Regions from separate parts of the Homo sapiens genome. Here region 1 is linked to region 2. A link is a loop called in an ENCODE intact Hi-C map of the cell type or tissue named here. Cell type or tissue: dorsolateral prefrontal cortex. All regions are shown on one strand. Links, peaks and the distances in the headings refer to the core of each region. The heading gives the core; the rest is flanking DNA.

What was found. A loop is a pair of places that touch in the nucleus more often than their neighbours do. Peaks named below come from ENCODE experiments on the same cell type or tissue, not always from the same donor. Only the 100,000 strongest peaks of a DNase experiment are listed, where the experiment ranks them.
Region 1: it touches region 2 in a loop (4-fold over the local background); 15 of 110 quality-filtered maps call a loop at or near these places.

Annotation. Positions count from the first base shown.
Region 1 is chr12:98,936,816-98,942,631 of GRCh38, reverse strand. The region is part of intron 17 of ANKS1B (ankyrin repeat and sterile alpha motif domain containing 1B); the gene reads left to right. Among named protein-coding and RNA genes, the nearest start is that of APAF1, 290 kb to the right of the region's middle. In dorsolateral prefrontal cortex, for the core only: a CTCF peak has its summit at 3,067; a DNase peak (open chromatin) is centred at 3,081.
Region 2 is chr12:98,722,455-98,729,207 of GRCh38, reverse strand. It overlaps APAF1 (apoptotic peptidase activating factor 1), which reads right to left. Exons shown (of 27, transcript NM_181861.2): 23 at 5,896-6,015; 24 at 5,444-5,569; 25 at 3,668-3,793; 26 at 1,892-2,035. Among named protein-coding and RNA genes, the nearest start is that of APAF1, 81 kb to the right of the region's middle. In dorsolateral prefrontal cortex, for the core only: CTCF peaks have their summits at 2,984 and 3,191; DNase peaks (open chromatin) are centred at 3,156 and 3,617; H3K4me3 peaks cover 977 bases; H3K27ac peaks cover 3,525 bases.

The DNA.
Region 1 (5,816 bases), core at 817-5,816, 210 kb before region 2:
ATAGAGCTTAAAGTCTAGTTGGGAACACAGACATATACAGGTAATGACAACACAGTGTGGGGAGTGCTAGAACAGAGAAGGACATTCTGCTGAGGGGAACCTAACCTAGACTTGGCAGGAGGTGGAGGATGAGTAGCTGAAGCGAGGGATTTCCGGAGAAAGCCATCCCCTTTGCACTGCCTTTGTCAAGTGGCTGACCTCTGCTTGCAGAGATAGGTCTTGTTCATGCTTATGTCTCTTTCTCCTGTTCAGCTTGAAGCCCTGGCTCAAAAAGTCAGCCTGTTCCTGACTACAGAATGATACTTTGGCCATTCACAAAAGTCATATAAGAGAGAATTCAAAATATCTTTCTTTTTTTCTTCCCCCTCCCCCCGCTCCCCCACCTCCCACCAAGACAGGGTCTCACTCTGTCACCCAGGCTGGAGTACAGTGGCGCGATCTCAGCTCACTGCAACCTCTGCCTCCTGGGTTCAAGTGATTCTCCTGTCTCAGCCTTCCGAGTAGCTGGGATTACAGGCACATACCACCATGCCCGGCTAATTTTTGTATTTTTGATAGAGGTGAGGTTTCACCATGTTGGCCAGGCTAGTCTCAAACTCTTGACCTTGCAATCTACCCGCCTCAGCCTCCCAAAGTTCTGGGATTACAGGCGTGAGCCACTGTGCCCGGCTCAAAATATATTTCAAAGTTATGGCTCAATATGTTTTTGAAACTACTCTACTGACAGTTTTGGCTGTTTACGTTTAAACTTACTGTGCCACAGCTGGCCAAAGAAATTTTTGCTACCCTTTCTCTATATATATTCTGCCCATCACATTTTGCCATTTCCTAATAAAAGAAAAATAATATTTATTTTCCTACTTATACAATAATACAAGTTAATTTTAGAAATTTGAGGAATTAAAGAAAAGGATACATCTTTAAATGTTTATGTCACCATAGTCCCGCTACCACGAGGGGCAGATTTGCCCTGAGATTTTTTTTGTTTTAAGGACATACAGTCAATCTTCATTAGTCACAGATTTTGTATTTGCAAATTCCCCTACTTGCTAAAATTGAATTGTAACCGCAAATCAATACTCACAGTGCATTTCAGTTATTTGTGGGCATGCACATGCTCAGAGCAGCAAAAAGGTTGAGTTGGCTGATGCATACATGCCCAGGCGAAGTCAAACAAGGTGATGCCTCTCCTTCTTGTTTCAGCTCTCATACTGTAAACAAGTATCTTTTCTAAGATCTACTTAGTGCTATATTTTTCATATTTATATGCTTTTTGTTAGTGGTCTTGTGGTTTAAAATCGCCTGCAGCATGGAGCTGAAGCACTGTCTGGTGTCCAAAGCATAGCAAGACTGTGATGTGTCTTGAGAAAATACGTGTGTTATTAGATAAGCTTCTTTCAGGCATAAGTGACAGTGCTGTTGGTCATGATTTCAATGTTAAGTAATCAATAATATATATTAAAAGAAGGTGTCTTTAAACAGAAACACATATAAAACAAGGTTATAAATTGATCAGTTGACAAAAATATTGTGACCAGAGGCTTGCAGGAGCCTAACTCTGTATTTCCCCTAGGTGCAATCATTCAGTATTTGCAATTCAGTGTTTGTAGTGACCTTATAGAATATAACTACCATGAATAGTAAGAATTCTCTGTATTTTCTTTATGTCAAAAAAAGAAAAAGGAATCATACCATATGTCAATTTTTGTGTCCCTACTTTTTTCTCTTAACCTTACATTCTGAGAATTTTTCAATGTTAGTAAATATTTTTTGAGATATGCCTTTCAATGACATATTCAAACAAATGGATCTCCATGATTTGTTTCCCTCTTGCTAGACTCTAGGTTATTTCCAAAGAACATTCTTATACATATGTTCTTGTGTATCTCATTGATTCATTTGTTGCCTCACTCACTCATTCAACAAATATTTATTTAGCACTTTGTCTCAGGCCTCCTGCATAAGAATACAAAAATAAATAGTACAGACACCAATCTCTGCTCTCATGAAGCTTATCATCCACTGACACAGATAATAAATATTTACACAAGTAATTCATGGTAATAATAATAAGTGCTGGTAGAGACAAGCACAGGAAGCTACAAAAAGCCCGTGGAAGGCCTGACCTTGATCAGGGAAGGGTTCTGAAGTAACAGTTTCAGCTGAGCCCTGAAAGAATTCAGGACTGAAATGCACTAGATGCCTAGGTTAGAGATAGAAGAAAGGAGTTTTCTTCTCTCTTCCTCTCTCCCTCTGCACCCCCCTCCTCACAGCACAGGCCAAATAGTGCATCAGTAGGCTGTGCCTTTCGTGTGCCTGTGACCCAAGGTCAGGCTCCCATCTGGCTGCCTGCACACAAGCCACTACTGCCCTTTGCTCCCCTCTTGCCCCCGCCACATAGAGAGCAAAGACATGGAGGAGAAAGAGGTGGTTAGGAGAGGCTCAGGGACACCTGCCTGGAGTGGGTCCTGCCAGTGGACCCCATGGGACCCAACTGACAGAAGAGAGGAGTGAGATGTAACTGCAGGCCCGTTCACAGTGGGGCCTGAACTCAGCTGCAGTGTTTGCTTTATCACTGGCTGTGGCCACCACAAATACCTGTCAAAACTCCCTCCCTGTGCCCTTTTCCCCAGTAGAACAGCTCTCTTCTCACTCTCAAAATCATCTCTCACCCTTGTTTGAAAGACCAAATTCAGAGGACAAATGGGTATTTAGGGGCATCAGTGTGCCATGTGAGAAAAAGTCAGTAGTACTGAAGTCAAGAACCAATTAAAACATTTGTTGGCCTCTTTCCACATCTTAGGGGCAGCGTTCCTTTTACAGGTCCAGGTGTCCACTTTGCCTGGGAATCTTTGAAGCCATTTTCTTTAAAAGTGTTCCTCCAAGAAATATGTACACAGCAAGAACTTGTGACAATTTGAACACCAGGGAATTAGAATGTGCAAAGCTTAAATTATTGGGGGGAATATCAACCTGAAGTCTATCAACCAGAATTTAAAAGAAGTGCAGTTTGTACTTTCTAAAACATTAGCACTAAATCTAACTGCTAACTAGCCATTGCCACTAGAGGTCCTGCCTGCCCGACTTCAAGGAAAAAAGAAGCCTCAACTAGTCCCTGAGTGGTGTGATTTGTAACACATGGCACTTAAGTGCTTGGAAATATTTATTCTCTTAAAAAAATTAACCGCAATGGCCAATGGCACATTATGCATCTGCTTAGCAAATTCTTTCTTAGCACAAAAGGAACTTCAGCCAATTTATAGGCTAAACTTTTATCAATTCCAGAGCAGCAATGCCCAAATTAGTATGCAGTGCAAATAGGTAATTTCTATCAAGAAGGCTTTGATATCCATGATGCAAATTAACAATGCTTATGTACCAGCTATATTCACTCTGATTCTCTAGAAAATCCAATGTTGACAACATACGCACTAATCCTAATAAGGTTTCTCAAAAACATCTTCATAGAAACTTGTAATTCCATACACTTTAGGATAACATTAGCTGATGCTCACTCACAGTTTTCACCCTGAGATGCAGTTCGAGTCTAATTTGGCACCTTACTCAGCTATCTGTAACAGTCTCAAGGTGAAAAAGAGAGGGAGGAAAAAAGGTGTTAGTTGCAAAATCAGGATCTGACTTAATAAACTTTTGCCTTTTTGTTATCCTGTATGTTATCTTGTTAAAACTCAACATGACTTATTATCATTAATCTCCACTGCCTTCTCACCAAGGCCTTTTCCATTTCATTGCAAATGGTAAGCACATTTTCACGTTGCCCAACCCCCATAGTTGATGGGTGACTTCCCAATTTCATCCTCTGCTCAGCCTTTGTCAATGTCTTCAGCCATTCCTTCCAAGAAACTGTTCTGGTTTCTGCAATGTGATCTATTCTTAGCCCATGCTGGCGAGTCTTAAGCTCTCAAGTTTTCATCGAAGTGACTTAGTAGTCTGGTCTCAATAAATAACTGCAATTTGTGTGTGTGTGTCTTCCCCCAAGGACACATCTTAACCTTACAAAGACAGAAGCTTTCACAACTGCAGTTGCATTTTCAGGAAGAGCACTCTGCCTTAGGTTTTCCCAAGCACCTTTCTTTTCCTATCCATGACATTTGAAACAATGGTTCTCAGCCCTGCCTGCACATGAAAATCATCTGGGGAGCTTTTAAAAACCACAGATGCCTGACCCATATCCCATACCAATTGAATCAAAACCCCTATGAGCAGAGCCTGGGCACTGATATTTTTGAAAGCTCCCGGGGTTGAAAACCAGTGTCTACAGGTGTCAATTAGGATTGTTTTGCTCACGTCACTTGATTAAGATTTTTAATAAAGATATTCCACTGAAACCTATGAGAATTTAACGTAGGTTAATAATAATAACTATTAACATTTGCCTGGAGATTTTAACATGCTATAGTACTCTCAGAGCTTATTTGCTATTTGCATAGCTAATCAATATTTATGAAATACATACCAGGGACCATTTTAGGTTCTAAAACAAAAAAGATTTAAGAAGCCATGGCAGTTGCCCTTAATATGGTTTGGCTCTGTGTCCCCACCCAAATATCATCTCGAATTGTAATCCCCACATGTCAAGGGAAGAACCTGGTAAGAGGTGATTGGATCATGGGGGCAGTTTCCCCCATGCTGCTCTAGTGATCGTGAGGGAGTTCTCACAAGATCTGATGGTTTAAAATTGCCAGTTTCCCCTGCACTCTCTCTCTCTCTCTCTCCTGCTGCCATGTAAGATGTGCCTTGCTTCTGCTTCACCTTCCACTGTGATTGTACATTTCCTGAGGCCTCCCCAGCCATTTGGAACTTTGAGTCAATTAAACCTCTTTTCTTCATAAATTGCCCAGTTTCAGATAGTATCTTTATAGCAGTGTAGAGTAATACAGAGATCTACAGACTAGTAAATGAAATCAAACAAGCACACTTCCACACAGCTTATAGGTGGCATGTGTACAGTACAGTGGAAGCCCAAGGAAGGAGTGATCTGGCATACCTGAGAGGTTCAGGAAAGGGCTTATTCAGGAGATAACTCCTTTGCTGAGTCTTGAGAAATTAGTCTTTCAAGTGGAAGGTGGGAGGCTGAGAGAGGTTTCAGGAGTCTCTGGCAAAAAGAGTAGTATAAGCAAAGACAGTGAAGCTACAAAACATACTAGTATGTTCAGTTCATTAAGTAGAAGGAGAAGCAATGGGGGAGGAAATGAAGCTGGAGGGTCCCCAGAGGACATAAATGCCATACTAAAGAATTTGGACTTTATCCTGGAGGCCACCAGGCCCTCGACATTTTTATCACCTACCCCTATTAATTAAAAAAAAAGCACATATCTCCAATATATGTTTGTGTGTTTATGGTTTTCATAAATGTAATGCTATGTCCATACATTATAAAACATATGCTAAAAACGTAAATTTTAAAAGAACAAATTTTAAAGCACCTATAAGTGTTCCTTGATGTCATCCTCCTCTACCCGAATGAACCATCCTGCTCATCCCTGGAGTATGCATTCTCCACTTTGAGACAACTACAGATAGGGAGAGTTGGAAAAGTGAGTTAATCTACTCTTCACAGAACTCCCATGAGGTAGATAGAGCAAATAGTAAGAAAACTAAGACCTAAAGATACAGAGTAACTCACTGGGTCACACAGGGACTTAAAGCAGGGGAAGGACTAAGATCACTACTAAGGCCACGGCCAGCATTCCACCTACCATCCCACATCATCTCCACTGAGTTATACTCCTTATCACAATTCCCTGTGAAGTCAGAAGTACTTAGACAAGATAAAATTTTGTGTTCAATTATGT
Region 2 (6,753 bases), core at 1,040-6,039:
ACAAGTAAACTGCTATTCAAAAGACTCACTTCAAGCATTCCCCTCCAGGTGAAGCCTCTGCTAACTCTCTGAGGTTGGTCTGGTCACTCCTCTCCTTTGTGCTTCCACCTCCCTCATGAAAGCATGTCCCAGACCCCTTCTAAACTTTAGGGACTTTATTGGTTTACCACCTGCTTCCCCCATAGACTGTAAGCTGCTGAAAGGCAGGAACCAAGCCATAAACATTGTGCCACAGAGCAGTAGCTTAGCACACACTGGACATTCAACACAGTCTTTTTGAGTGGATAGATAAAAGATACATCAAAAAAACACCAAAAATATGACCCTGAAGCACCACAACACATTCAAATTGCGGCCTCAATCACTAGTAAGTTTTAAAAAGCCAATTAGCTAGAGAAAGCAGAGGCAGAGACCTGGGTTTGAGTCCTGGCTTTTCTATTTACTAATTATGTAACTTTATTTTTGGTTTTTTTGTTTGTTTGTTTTTGAGATAGTCTCGCTCTGTTGCCCAGGCTGGAGTACAGTGGTGTGACCTTAGCTGACTGCAACTTCTGCTCCCCCGGGGTTCAAGTGAGTCTCACCTCTCAGCCTCCCAAGTAGCTGGGACTACAGGTGCCCGCCACAAAACCCAGCTAATTTTTGTATTTTTTAGCAGAGATGGCGTTTTGCCATGTTGGCCAGGCTGGTCTTCAACTTCTGACCTCAAGTGATCTGCCCGCCTTGGCCTCCCAAAGTGCTGGGATTACAGGTGTGAGTCACCACACCCGGCACTAATTATGTAACTTTAGGAAAGTTATAACCTCCATAGAAAATCATTTTCCTCATCTGTAAACCAAGAATGAAATTTAAGCCTCAAAAAGCTGGCTAGTAAGATGAGGGGAGTGAAGCGTTTTGTAAACTATAAAGCCATATACTGCTGCTATTATTATTACTGAAGAAATTTCAAAAATATGTTTTTTTAAAGATTTTCAACCAACATAGTTAATTGTGAATGACATGGAAAACAGAACTAAGTTAAACACCCAACTTGCTAGTCATTCTAATGCCCCAAGTTTAGTATGAGGCAGTATGACAGCTCTGGATTGAGGGCATCCCTGCCACTGTCACCAAAGCTTCCCCAAGATCTGAGGAAAGCAGTCTTGTGGATCTCAGTTTCATCACTACAAAATGGGGATAATAGTAACTGCCTTTTTTTTTCTTTTCCTTTTTATTTATTTTTTTAATTAATTAATTAATTAATTTATTTATTTATTTATTTTCTTTTTTGAGACAGAGTTTTGCTCTTGTTGCCTAGGCTGCAGTGCAATGGTGTGATCTCGGCTCACTGCAACCTTCACCTCCCGGGTTCAAGCGATTCTCCTGCCTCAGCCTCCCAAGTAGCTGGGATTACAGGCATATGCCACCACGCCCGGCTATTTTTTGTATTTTTAGTAGAGACAGGGTTTCGCCATGTTGGCCAGGCTGGTCTCAAACTCCTGACCTCAGGTGATCCGCCCACCTTGGCCTCCCAAAGTGCTAGGATTACAGGCGTGAGCCACCGTGCCTGGCTTTTAATTATTTTTTAAAGTTTTTTCTGGTTCTTTTTTGTTTTCAATATTTTTTTCTGTTCTTTTCTTTAGTTACTAAACTCATTTTACTGCCAGATTTTTTTTTTTTTTTTTGAGACAGGATGTCGCTCTGTCACCCAGGGTGGAGTGAAGTGGCGCAAGCATGGCTCAAAGCAGCCTTGACCTCACAGACTCCAGCGATCCTCCCACCTTAGCCTCCGGAGTAGCAGCCTTTTTACTCTGCTGGGTTGTAAAAGGCCCAACTGAGAAACAGGAAGTGAAAATAGCTTGGAAAGTATGATATAGGCTATTATTTTCTTTCACAGTTCTTGGGGAACTCTTACCTTAATATATCCTCCAGCAGAGATAAGCATTTTGCCATCTGGAGAAAAGCAAAGGTCAGTCACCCAGCCTCCATGGGTAGCAGCTCCTTCTTCTGAAAGCGGAGCACACAAATGAAGAAGCTCACCGTTTGAGACATTCCATATCTACATAAACATGATACACAATTCATTAACAGAGTTATCCAGAAGCTTCTCTGGTTTTAAAACATATATATGTCCATATATATGTATTCTAAAATTATTTTACTAGACTTTATTATAAACAACCCTAACACAGATACTAATATTGCCATTTATTTCCAGTGGCATTTAATATATAAGCAGTGCTCTAATTTTTCAAATAAAGGTACACCAGAATAAGAAAAAGAAACAGAGGCATAAATGGTAAAAGAAAATTAAACAATCATTTGTAAATCTCTCCCTAGAAAATCCAAGAGAACCGAATGGAAAAACTCATTAGAAACAGTTCAGTAAGGTAGTACATATACAAACAAAAATCAGTAACTTTCCTATATTCTGAATAATCAGGGAGAAAAAAATTTTTTTAATGTACCAACAAAAATTTTTAAAATAACACAATTTTAATGGAGACAACTTTTTCCTGCAGTGGTTGAAAAATGAAACACCGCCTCATAACTGGGAAAGGAGCACTTTCATCCAAAGACGCGAACTCAGAGCAAAATGAACATTTCCAAAGCAGCCCTGCCACTTCAGCTGACACACATTTATGTGACTGGTAGAGAGAAGGTTGGTTACTTAGTCCTCAAGAAGAAGAATCTTAATTTCCCTGGAAAGCCCATCTGATAACACCTCTGTTCCTGCAAACTGTATACTCTCCTAGTCTTCTGCACTATATACCTGTTCCTGGAGTTTTAGATCCTCCTTTGTAATGAAAGGGGGAAAACCCCATCTTCCTCATCTACACTGGTTACCAAAGTAGTCATCCCAATACCCAAACTTTTCCAATCGGCTCCCCAATTCTTCTGACACAACTAGGTCAACTGACTCCTTTTCCATAATTTCTAATCTTTCAGCATGCAATTCTTTCCATATGGTACTATATTTCCACAGACACAGAGAACAACATTCTAAGCCTCCTAAAAAGATTGTTTTCTAAAAGTCAAAATTATATATCTAAAAAAAATAGATTGTTTTCTAAATAAAATTGGCATGGTTTGTATGTATATCTTAAGCACTGCAGGGTAATAAAAACTGGCCTAGCATGCAGACTGTGACTCAATTAGGAGCCCTTCGCTGCCCCACAATGACGGAAATGTGAACCTCTGCACTGTTTAACAGGCAGGCAGTCCACAGAGGACTGCAACAAACCACACTGGAAATGGCTATCAAATGGGTATAGTGCTAAAGAGATCTTTTCTTTCAGCACAGAAAAAGCAGAATTTGCAATTCATTTATAATCCAGACCATAATTTACAAAATTATTTTCCTCAAATTCTGCTACCAAAAACCTTTGGTTCAAGTCCAAGAATTAAGATGAATCATTCTCAAGCTAATGGCAGAGAATGAACTACAAATGACTAGAGCACTTGCTTCCTCACATATACAGGGAATGCTTCACTCTAACTCTAAAATGAATCCGTTTCTGCAGTGGAGTGCAGCTGTGAATACAATGTGCACAAGAAACAAAAAGAATGCCTCATCCAACCACAACTTCAGGACTATGCTTCCCTGGCCCGTGAACAAAGGTCCCCACTGTGAACAGTGCTAGCCCAAGCTACAAGAAGAGCAGTGCTCTCATGTCAGCAAACAGCCTACCCTGATTTCTCCATTGTCATCTCCCGTTGCCAGCAGGGTACTGTCCACAGAGAAGGCAGAGCAGCGCACACAGCCGTTGTGGCCCCTCAATTCATGAAGTGGCAAAAGGAGATCAAAACTCCAGATCTGGAAGGCAATTAGGATTGTTTAGCAATGCTATAAACACTCAAAATAAGCATCTGCCTTGATTGCTATTCAGCCATAAATTCAATCACATGGACATTCTAATATCTGGCAATTCATAAACTGTCATGAGATGCCCAAGTTCCAGCATGCAACCTTGTTAATTTTTCTGAGTTTCCCTTTATTTACTCAAGTTAAATTCAGCTCAAGGATCAATGTCACTCCTTCCTTAATTTAGACCTAGACAGAAGAACACTGAATCAGCTAAGAGCAGTCTGTGGAGTGAAGCAGACCTGAATGTGAGTGCTAGCTCCACTGTTCACTAGATTCTTGTGACTAGGACAACTCATATAAGCTTCTATAGCTTCAGACACGGCATCTGTAAAATGAGGACAATTGTACCTATGATGTGAAGATTAAATGAGATTATAGAGAGTGAAATTACTAGCATGTGACAAGTAATCTTTAAATGTTAGTCACTATACTAGCCTACTTCTTGGCAGCCAAATGCTATTTTTTTTTTCTTTCAATATTGTCTCATGGTTTTGTCAACATCATTTAGCAACCACATACTGAAAACTACCAAGTTCCAAGCGCTGTGAGCTAAGAACTAGTGGTACAAGAAGATAAACTAGCTACAGTCACTATCCTTGAAAAGTTTATAGTTTAATCACAAAGACAGGCTCACGAACAGTTAGTGAACAGTTGTATGAAGTAAATGTTCTAACAAATGAATAAAATGTAATAGAAACACTGGAGGTAGAGCAGCTAACCTTGCTTGAGGGTCAGGAAACGCTTCAGAAGAGCTGCCATCAAATCTAGGTCTAGAAAGATGAGTCATAATGCTTCAAGGTAAAAGAGTAGAAGGTTTATCAAACCAAAGTTAGCAGCATGCACAAAAAGATGAAGTTGGAAAGTAGGCTGGCACAGAGGAAACAATATAGCAGAAAAAGATGGTGAGGAGCTAAGTGGTTGGCCTATAAACCGTTAGGTAATAGGTGTTTCAACAAGGGACACAGGCAGTGGTATGGAAGATAAAGTGGAAGAGGTGCAGACCAGAGGCAGGATGCTGGGACAGTTCACCAGTGGAGGAGGAGGAAAGCATGCTCTTCAGGGTGGTGACAAAGAGGAGAAGATAACTCTAAGATGCACTAAAGAGTCATCAACAGAGCACAAAAGACAGGATACAGCCCTGACAATTCCAAGGTTTATAGTTTGGAAAGACTGGTAGAAGGAGAAAAAAGGAGAGAAGAGAGTACTTGAGGTCCCCCACCAAGCAGCATCATTCACCAGAATGTGATTTTAGACACACGTCAATTATATTACATTAATTATATTAAAATTGTATTGTCAGTGTATAATTAAATGTAAATGCTTTTCAATGATTTTTATTGCCTACAATATGCAGTAGAGGTTGCATTTGATTAGTTATAGACAAAAAGTAATCCATAAGGGAGAAATCAGAAGTCCTCAATGTATTTCATTTCATTCATTTGATACCAACTAAATGCCAATGGGCATCCTCCAAAAGATCACAAAATATGAAACAGACATGTAGAGAGCAACTGTTATGTCCTTTTGCATATATTATTTGAACTCATTATACATAACCACTACCAAAGTTTTATGCATGGTTTCAATTGATTGACCTACCTTTGCAGTCTTGTCAGCAGAGGTAGATGAAAACTTGGTAGCATCGTGAGAAATGTCACAAGAAAGTACTGTACCCTGGTGACAGACAAAGTCTTTTTCTTTATTTCCAGTAATAATATTCCATACCTTAAAAAAAAAAAAAAAACACTTGGAGGTTGACACTTTTAAGAACATTTTATATTAAAAAGCATAATCAGCTACAAGACAGGTCTATAAAACAAGAGTTTTAATACACTGGCTGTTCTGACCCCTTTACTTTAAATGTGACTAACAGTATAAATGCTCATTAAACACAGCAGATGTAGGTGACTGCAATTAACAGAAAACAAGCATGAGAAAAATTAAAAATTTTTAAGTAAGTAATTAGCCTCACAGTGGCTTTTGACTGTCTCAATATAATCATTGCAATATGAGAATACTTTTTCAAAAAACAAATTTATACTTTAAATTACCTTCACTGTTCCATCAAATGACCAAGAAAGCAGTCTTGAATTTTTCAAGAGTCTAAAGTCTTTCACTGTTTCCTGATGGCCTCGTAGAAAGATACATTTGTCCAATTGCCAATTCCATACCTGAATATCAAAGAAATAAGTCTGTTATAATCCTCCCCCGATCCTATCTCATTGGAGGGGTGGAGAGAGTGTACATTCTCTTGTCTAAAGTCTTTTACTCACATGGCATTTCAGTAAAACAGAGAGGAATAAGAGAGAAGACTGTGGTGTCCACATTTTACAGACAGAAGCTGCGGTTATGTAAATTGACTAGGGGCAAAATAAAATACTTTTCCTCCTAAATAAAATTTGTTTTCTTCAGTTGCTTGGAGAACAGTTAATTATACCAGAAGATAGAAAAAAAAAAACACACAATATGCCAGTGAGCTCACCATCTGATTAAATTTTCCTGAGAAAATTATCCTAATTACATAGTCACAGATTTCTGAACCTACAAGCTGGGGAAGTCTACAGATCCTGGCCCCACTGAAGCTGGCCTGGGAAGGCCAGTTGATCAAAGCAGCTTCAAACCAAAACACAAGAGTTCCCAAGCTTCAAATATCTCAGCTATCCCCCATCGCAATCCTCAAAATGACGGAAGTGAGAAGGCATTGTTTTTCATGTGGAGCTTCAGGAGGAGCTCCTCAGACATAAGGAAAGGGGTGGGGGGAATGAAATAACATGAGTAACTAGCACAAAATATGCATACAAACGTATCTGAGACACAGAGGTACACAGAAGTTTATTTTTATGCTATGTCTATGTAAAGGACATTTCTTAATTACTAAAAGCAACTGTATTTAGAGCTTTATTAATACT